2 separate regions of the Homo sapiens genome follow, and region 1 is linked to region 2. Evidence: chromatin loops called from intact Hi-C (ENCODE). Cell type or tissue: GM12878. All regions are shown on one strand. Links, peaks and the distances in the headings refer to the core of each region. The heading gives the core; the rest is flanking DNA. Region 1 holds the start of MAMDC2-AS1 (MAMDC2 antisense RNA 1). Region 2 overlaps SMC5-DT (SMC5 divergent transcript).

Region 1 (4,393 bases), core at 146-4,145, 60 kb after region 2:
ATCTTTGTTATCAGACTGACTGTCACAGTATCACAGATCTTGTGTCCAAGTAACCTTTATTTTATTTAATTATGGCCCCAAAGTGCAAGAGTAGTGATGCTGACAGTTTAGATATGGCAAAGAGAAGCCATAAAGTGCTTCAAGTGAAAAGGTGAAAGGTTGTGACTTAACAAGGAAAGGAAAAATCTGAGGTTGCTGAGATCTACAGTAGGAACAAATCTTCTGTCTGTGAAATTGAGAACAATATATTGTAATTATTCTATTATTGGTCATTGTTAGTGTCTTATTGTGCCTAATTTATAGATTAAGCTTTATTATAGGTATGTATGTATGAGAAAAATATATTGTATATAGGGTTTAATACTGCCTTTGGTTTCAGGCATCCACTAGGCATCGAGGAACATATGCCCTGCAGATAAGGGGGAACTACTGTAAATAATCACTGATATTATATTTCCCTAGAAAATTAGTTATTAAAGTAATTTCAAGAACAAGAACAAAACACCTTCAACCTAATGCTATATTTGTAGGTACCCTGGGCACAGTGTAGCAAAACTTGTTTTTCTTATTTACATTGTTGTACATGGGAATAAAAAGATATAAGTGGTAAAAGAGTTAGTTAGAAAAGTGGAAGGTGTCTTGAGAAATTTTTGAAAATCTATATTGAAGCAAATGAAACAGAGAATAAAGAAGGCAGGCCCTAGAAAAAATTTACTTTAAAAATCAGAATTTTCTGTGTTGTGCACCAGAGAGTTTTATTTAATATGTCAAATATTCACTCAAAATAAATGTTGAACACACTAAGTTTGTGCATTCAAAATTTTCCACAATATATTCATATAATAACATGCACTCTATTTTTGCTATGAAGTATAACCCGAGGCAGCTGAAGCATCTTTCAAAGTTTTTAAGAAGACAAAGCAAACACAACCAAATTATTTTCTTTAGACAAAGCAATACTATGTTAGCTAAAGTGTGTCCACATAACCCAGAAATAATGTAAATACAGGAGTAGAATTAGGAGCAATTTAATATCTACTATATGTGCTTTTGTTAGATTTTCATAGACTGTGTATTTATGAGGAGAAGGTAGGACATGGTCTACTAGTCAAGCAAGCTCAGACTATAACATTATTTTAGCATAATGACATGAGGAGCAGGACAGGGCTTGGTTGTCAGCCATTTAACTTAAGAGTTTACCCTGTTCCTTCAATGTTCAACCCATTGCCCTAAATCCTGGGAGTGGGTTCAATTGTGTCTTCTCCAAAGAGGTATGTTGAAGCCCTAACCCACGTACTAGAATGTGACTGTATTTGGAGATAGAACCTTTTAGGAGGTAATTAAGTCACAATGGGATTGTTAGGGTGGGCTGTAATTCATTATGACTGGTGAACTTACAAGAAGATACATATCGGGGGTGCACTGGCACAGAGGAAAGGCCATGTGAAGCAAGAAGGCAGCCATCTGCAAGCCAAGGAGAGAAATTTCAGAAGGAACCAACCCTACCGACATCTTGATCTTGGACTTTAAGCTGCCAGACCTGTGAGAAAACAAATTTCTAATGTTTAAGCCACCCAGTCTGGGATATTTTGTTATGGAAGCCCTGGCAAACTACAGTAGTTCCCCCTTATCCTTGAGGGATATGTTCTAAGATCCCTGGTGGATGCCTGAAACTGCTGATACTACTGAACCCTATGTATACTATATATTTTTTCCTATACATACATACTTATGATGAAGTTTAATTTATAAATTAGGCCAAGTAAGAGATTAACAAGGAATAATAAAATAAGACAATTATAACAATATGCTAGCATCACTACCCTTACACTTTGCCATTTTTCAGTAGAATAAGGGTTTCTTGAACACAAGCAAGGTTTTATCAGGCTACTCAGAACGTTGCTCTTTCTCTTATACTCATCTAATCCATCATGAAATTCTGTGGCTTGGCTTTCAAAATATATCCAGGATTTGACCACTTATCACCACCCTCATTGCTAATACACAGTTCAATCCATGGTTGCTGGTCAAATGTGCCATCATAGTCAAATCCACTATCATAGTCAAATTTACCATCATTGTTCACCTGGGTTATGTGCAGTAGCCTCTAACAGGGCTCTTTGATTTCACCCTTGCTTCATTTGCACGCCTAGTCTTTCCTCAACACAGTAGCCAGAGCAATCCTTATAAAATTAGATCAGATCGCTTCTCTCCTAAGTTCAACACTCTCTAGTGACTTTCCATTTGAAATAAAGTAAAATCCAAAGTCCTGGCTGGGCACAGTGGCTCATGCCTATAATCCCAGCACTTTGGGAGGCCAAGGTGGATGGATCACCTGAGGTCAGGAGTTCAAGACCAGTCTGACCAACACGGCAAAACCCTGTCTCTACTAAAAAATACAAAAATGAGTGAGCATGGTGGCGGGCACCTGTAATCCCAGCTAGTCGGGAGCCTGAGGCAGGGAGAATTGCTTGAACCCGGGAGGTGGAAGTTGCAGTGAGCTGAGATCACACCACAGCACTCCAGCCTGGGCGACACAGCAAGACTCTATCTCGGAAAAAAAAAAAAAAATCCAAAGCCCTTCTAATTAATTACAAGGTCCTCCATGAGCTGGCCTACCATTATTTCTCTGGGTCATTTCCTAGCACTGTCTCCCTAGCTCACTAGGCTATAGCTAAACCAGCCGCCTTGCTGTTCCTAGGACACACTGAGCATGCTTTCACTTATGGGGCTTTGCAATGGCTGTCCCCTCTACCTGGAACATTGCTTTCCAGATATGCTCTTGGTGAGCTACCTCAACTCTTTTCAAGGCTACCTTCCAATGGGCTTCGTTGTGACTCTTCTATTTACATTAGTTAACTCCACCCACATTCTCCTCTCGATTCCCTAACTCCCTCACCTGCTCCATTTTTATTTCTGTAGCAATTATCGCCTTTTAAAATACTGCATAATTATAATTAAGCTTAATATTTCTTGTCTGTCTCCTCTACTAGAAGTTCCGTGAGGGTAAATGCTTGTCTGTTTTGTTCATCTGTGTTTCATGAGTACCTAAAACAGTACCTGGCACATAGTAGACACTCAATAGCTATTTGCTGAATGAAGGAGTAAATGAATAATAGAGCAATAATTAATTGTCATATGCCAGGTCTTATTCTAAGTATGTTTTATATCTTGTTTCATTTAAACCTCACCACAGTCTGTGAGGTAGGTATTAATTATTCTTAATACAAAGATAAAGAAAATAGGCTTAGAGAGGTTAAAGGTAGAACTAAGATTTGAACCTAGGCAGTCTAATCCCAAAGCCTTTCAGTTTTTAAATTCAACCACCCTGTGAAGTTAGGAAAATAGGTAAGTGGTTATGATTATTCTCATTTTCTAGATGACAGAACTGAGACTTAGAGATTTTAAGTAACTTTCTCAAGGTGAATGGGAACCTTACTTAGTGAATGGGAAACCTTAGGTTGTCCTGATGCCCTAAGTTCCTGGGTTTGTTATAACCTGGCCTGGTGTCTCTCCTTGCCCTTTTCAGGGACTCCTTCCCTTCAGTGCTATTTTTCTATGTCTTCTCTTCCATGTCTAAGGCATTCCACAGTCTTCATTACCCACAGAATTCCCTGTAGTAGTCTACCATAACATAGTTCTCTTTGGTTGTACCTCTTATTAGATCTCTTACTGCTATACCTGACAAAAGGAAGAAAAACTATCAACCTTCTCAAGAAAAATACACATACACATAACATCTAGACTACAATAGACTCTAGCTAAAACTGATTCATTCTTGACTTCAATCCTCTTGCAATAAATAGATACCTTTCCACCATCCGATTTTCTAGGGTCTCAATAATTAATTGGTTAGTTATTATTAAATGTGTCAGTGAAGGTTTATAGATTCATTTATTCATTTGTGCATTCATTCATTCATTCATTCCATAGGCATTTTTGAGCAACTATTGTGTATAAGACAGAATACTAAATTCTGTGGGGAATCAAAAATGACCTTTATAGTACTATGCCCTCAAGACATTTCCAATCAGAGCCAATGAGATTCAGTTTGGGTATTTTTGTCTGAGTTTTCACTTTCCGCTAGATTCAATGTTGAAAGGCCCATGAGACTGCAGTTGCTACAGCCACTGTGTTGCCATGACAGGAGATCCTGTCTAGATTGGAGCCCACCCAGAAAAACCAGCTCAAAGAGGTAGAAAGAGAAAGAGAGAGAGAAACTGGCTCCTGAGGACACAGTTTTAATCCCTGCATCAAGCTGTGCCTGAAGCTAACCCCACAGTAGTCTCTTTCTGTAACAAAGTCCAAAAAAGGATTTTCTTTTCACTTAAGTCAGTTTGAGTTGTATTTTCTGTTATAAGCTTTTAGAATAGTCCTAATACATATAGGCCTT
Region 2 (4,393 bases), core at 293-4,292:
CTTTATTAGTCTTGCTAGCAATCTATCAATTTTGTTGATCTTTTCAAAAAACCAGCTCCTGGATTCATTGATTTTTTGAAGGGTTTTTCGTGTCTCTATCTCCTTCAGTTCCGCTCTGATCTTAGTTGTTTCTTGCCTTCTGCTAGCTTTTGAATGTGTTTGCTCTTGCTTTTCTAGTTCTTTTAATTGTGATGTTAGGGTGTCAATTTCAGATCTTTCTTGCTTTCTCTTGTGGGCATTTAGTGCTATAAATTTCCCTCTACACACTTCTTTAAATGTGTCCCAGAGATTCTGGTATGTTGTGTCTTTGTTCTCGTTGATTTCAAAGAACATCTTAGTTTCTGCCTTCATTTCGTTATGTACCCAGTAGTCATTCAGGAACAGGTTGTTTAGTTTCCATGTAGTTGAGCGGTTTTGAGTGAGTTTCTTAATCCTGAGTTCTAGTTTGATTGCACTGTGGTCTGAGAGACAGTTTGTTATAATTTCTGTTCTTTTACATTTGCTGAGGAGTGCTTTACTTCCAACTATGTGGTCAATTTTGGAATAGGTGCGATGTGATGCTGAGAAGAATGTATATTCTGTTGATTTGGGGTGGAGAGTTCTGTAGATGTCTATTAGGTCCATTTGGTACAGAGCTGAATTGAATTCCTGGATATCCTTGTTAACTTTCTGTCTTGTTGATCTGTCTAATGTTGACAGTGGGTTGTTAAAGTCTCCCATTATTATTGTGTGGGAGTCTAAGTCTCTTTGTAGGTCTCTAAGGACTTGCTTTATGCATCTGGATGCTCCTGTATTGGGTGCATATATATTGAGGATAGTGAGCTCTTCTTGTTGAATTGATCCCTTTACCATTATGTAATGGCCTTCTTTGTCTCTTTTGATCTTTGTTGGTTTAAAGTCTGCTTTATCAGAGACTAGGATTGCAACCCCTGCCTTTTTTTGTTTTCCATTTGCTTGGTAGATCTTCCTCCATCCCTTTATTTTGAGCCTATGTGTGTCTCGGTACTTGTGATGGATTTCCTGAATACAGCACACTGATGGGTCTTGATTCTTTATCCAATTTGCCAGTCTGTGTCTTTTAATTGGAGCATTTAGCCCATTTACATTTAAGGTTAATATTGTTATGTGTGAATTTGATCCTGTCATTATGATGTTAGCTGGTTATTTTGCTCGTTAGTTGATGCAGTTTCTTCCTAGCCTTGATGGTCTTTACAATTTGGCATGTTTTTGCAGTGGCTGGTACTGGTTGTTCCTTTCCATGTTTAGTGCTTCCTTCAGGAGCTCTTGTAGGACAGGCCTGGTGGTGACAAAATCTGTCGGCATTTGCTTGTCCGTAAAGGATTTTATTTCTCCTTCACTTGTGAAGCTTAGTTTGGCTGGATATGAAATTCTGGGTTGAAAATTCTTTTCTTTAAGAATGTTGAATATTGGCCCCGACTCTCTTCTGGCTAGTAGAGTTTCTGCCAAGAGATCAGCTGTTAGTCTGATGGGCTTCCCTTTGTGGGTAACCTGACCTTTCTCTCTGGCTGCCCTTAACATTTGTTCCTTCATTTCCACTTTGGTGAATCTGACAATTATGTGTCTTGGAGTTGCTCTTCTCAAGGAGTATCTTTGTGGCATTCTCTGTATTTCCTGAATTTGAACGTTGGCCTGCCTTGCTAGGTTGGGGAAGTTCTCCTGGATAACATCCTGCAGAGTGTTTTCCAACTTGGTTCCATTCTCCCTGTCACTTTCAGGTACACCAAGCAGACATAGATTCGGTGTTTTCACATAGTCCCATATTTCTTGGAGGCTTTGTTTGTTTATTTTTACTCTTTTTTCTCTAAACTTCTTTTCTCACTTCATTTCATTCATTTGACCTTCCATCATGGAAACGCTTTCTTCCATTTGATCGAATTGGCTACTGAAGCTTGTGCATTCGTCACGTAGTTCTCGTGCCATGGTTTTCAGCTCCATCAGATCCATTAAGGACTTCTTTGCATTGGTTATTCTAGTTAGCCATTCATCTAATCTTTTTTCAAGGTTTTTAACTTATTTGTGATGGGTTCGAACTTCCTCCTTTAGCTCGGAGAATTTTGATCATCTGAAGCCTTCTTCTCTCAACTGGTCAAAGTCATTCTCCATCCAGCTTTGTTCTGTTGCTGATGAGGAGCTGCCTTCCTTTGGAGGAGGAGAGGTGCTCTGATTTTTAGAATTTTCAGTTTTTCTGTTCTGTTTTTTCCCCATCTTTGTGGTTTTTCTCTACCTTTGGTCTTTGATGATAGTGATGTACAGATGGGGTTTTGGTATAGATGTCCTTTCTGTTTGTTAGTTTTCCTTTTAAACAGTCAGGACCCTCAGCTGCAGGTCTGTTGGAGTTTGCTGGAGGTCCACTCCAGACTCTGTTTGCCTGGGTATCAGCAGTGGAGGCTGCAGAACTGCGAATATTGCTGAACAGCAAATGTTGCTGTCTGATCATTCCTCTGGAGGTTTCGTCTCAGAGGGGTACCCGGCTGTGTGAGGTGTCAGTCTGCTCCTATTTGGGGGTGCCTCCCAGATAGGCTTCTCGGGGGTCAGGGACCCACTTGAGGAGGCAGTCTCTCCGTTCTCAGATCTCAGACTCTGTGCTGGGGGAACCACTACTCTCTTCAAAGCTGTCAGACAGGGACATTTAAGTCTGCAGAGGTTTCTGCTGCCTTTTGTTCAGCTATGCCCTGCCCCCAGAGGTGGAGTCTACAGGGGCAGGCAGGCCTCCTTGAGCTATGGTGGGCTCCACCCAGTTCGAGCTTCCTGGCTGCTTTGTTTACCTACTCAAGCCTCAGCAATGGCAGGCACCCCTCCCCCTGCCTCACTGCCGCCTTGCAGTTGGATCTCAGACTGCTGTCCTAGCAGTGAGCGAGGCTCCGTGGGCATGGGACCCTCCGAGCCAGGCGTGGGATATAACCTCCTGGTGTGCCGTTTGCTAAGACCATTGGAAAAGCACAGTATCAGGGTGGGAGTGTCCCGATTTTCTAGGTGCTGTCTGTCACAGTTTTGCTTGGCTATGAAAGGGAATTCCCTGACCCCTTGTGCTTTCCGGGTGAGGCGATGTCTTGCCCTGCTTTGGCTCACCCTCAGTGCACTGCACCCACTGTCCTGCACCCACTGTCTGACACTCCCCAGTGAGATGAACCCGGTATGTCAGTTGGAAATGCAGAAATCACCCGTATTCTGCATCGCTCACGCTGGGAGCTGTAGACTGGAGCTGTTCCTATTCAGCCATCTTGGACAGATTTGGTCTTTTCACAGAGTCCCATATTTCTTGGGACTTTGTTTGTTTCTTTTCACTCTTTTTTCTCTAATCTTGTCGTCTTGCTTTATTTCATTGAGTTGATCTTCAATCTCTGATATCCTTTCTTCCACTTGATCGATTCGGCTATTGATACTTGTGTATGCTTCACAAAGTTCTCGTCCTGTGTTTTTCAGCTCCATCAGGTCATTCATGCTTTTCTCTAAACTGGTTATTCTAGTTAGCAATTTGTCTAACCTTTTTTCAAGATTCTTAGCTTCCTTGCATTGGGTTAGAACATCCTCCTTTAGCTCGGGGGAGTTTGTTATTGCCCACCTTCTGAAGCCTACTTCTGTCAACTTGTCAAACTCGTTCTCCATACATGTTTGTTCCCTTGCTGGCGAGGATTTGGGATCCTTTGGAGGAGAAGATGTGATCTGGGTTTTGGAATTTTCAGCCTTTTTGTGTTGGTTTCTCCCCATCTTCATAGATTTATCTACCTTTGGTCTTTGAAGTTGGTGACCTTTGGCTGGGGTCTCTGAGTGGACGTCCTTTTTATTGATGTTGATACTGTTCCTTTCTGTTTGTTAATTTTGCTTCTAACAGTCAGTCCCCTCTGATGCAGGTATGCTGGAGTTTGCTGGAGTTCTGCTCCAGAACCTGTCTGCTTGGGTATCACTAGCGGAGGCTGCGGAACAGCAAATATTGCTGCCTGTTCCTTCCTCGGGAAGCTTCGTCCCAGAGGGGCACCTGCCAGATGCCAGCCAGAGCTTTCCTGTTTGAGGTGTCTGTTGGCCCCTACTGGGAGGTGTCTCCCAGTCAGGTACATGGGGGTCATGGACCCACTTGAGGAGGCAGGCTGTCCCTTATCAGAGCTCGAATGCTATCCTGGGAGATCTGCTGCTCTCTTCAGAGCTTACAGGTAGGGACATTTAAGTCTGCTGAAGTTGCACCCACAACCACCCCTTCCCCAATGTGCTCTGTCCCAGGGAGATGGGGGTTTTATCTATAAGTCCCTGACTGGGGCTGTTGCCTTTTTTTTCAGAGATGCCCTGCTCAGAGAGGAGGGAATCTAGAGAGGCAGTCTGGCTGCAGTGGCCTTGCTGAGCTGCAGTGGGCTCTGCCCAGTTCAAACTTCTGGGCGGC

Evidence for each region. Hi-C counts contacts between places; a loop is a spot of excess contacts. Peaks named below come from ENCODE experiments on the same cell type or tissue, not always from the same donor. Only the 100,000 strongest peaks of a DNase experiment are listed, where the experiment ranks them.
Region 1: a loop joins it to region 2, with 3 times the contacts of the local background. A loop is called at or near these places in 3 of 110 quality-filtered maps.

Annotation. Positions count from the first base shown.
Region 1 is chr9:70,172,904-70,177,296 of GRCh38, reverse strand. All of the region lies in intron 11 of MAMDC2 (MAM domain containing 2), which reads right to left. It overlaps MAMDC2-AS1 (MAMDC2 antisense RNA 1), which reads left to right and starts at 1,409. Exons shown (of 4, transcript NR_040076.1): 1 at 1,409-1,542. In GM12878, for the core only: no CTCF peak of the experiment used is centred there; no DNase peak of the experiment used is centred there.
Region 2 is chr9:70,232,873-70,237,265 of GRCh38, reverse strand. All of the region lies in intron 2 of SMC5-DT (SMC5 divergent transcript), which reads left to right. Among named protein-coding and RNA genes, the nearest start is that of SMC5-DT, 24 kb to the left of the region's middle. In GM12878, for the core only: no CTCF peak of the experiment used is centred there; no DNase peak of the experiment used is centred there.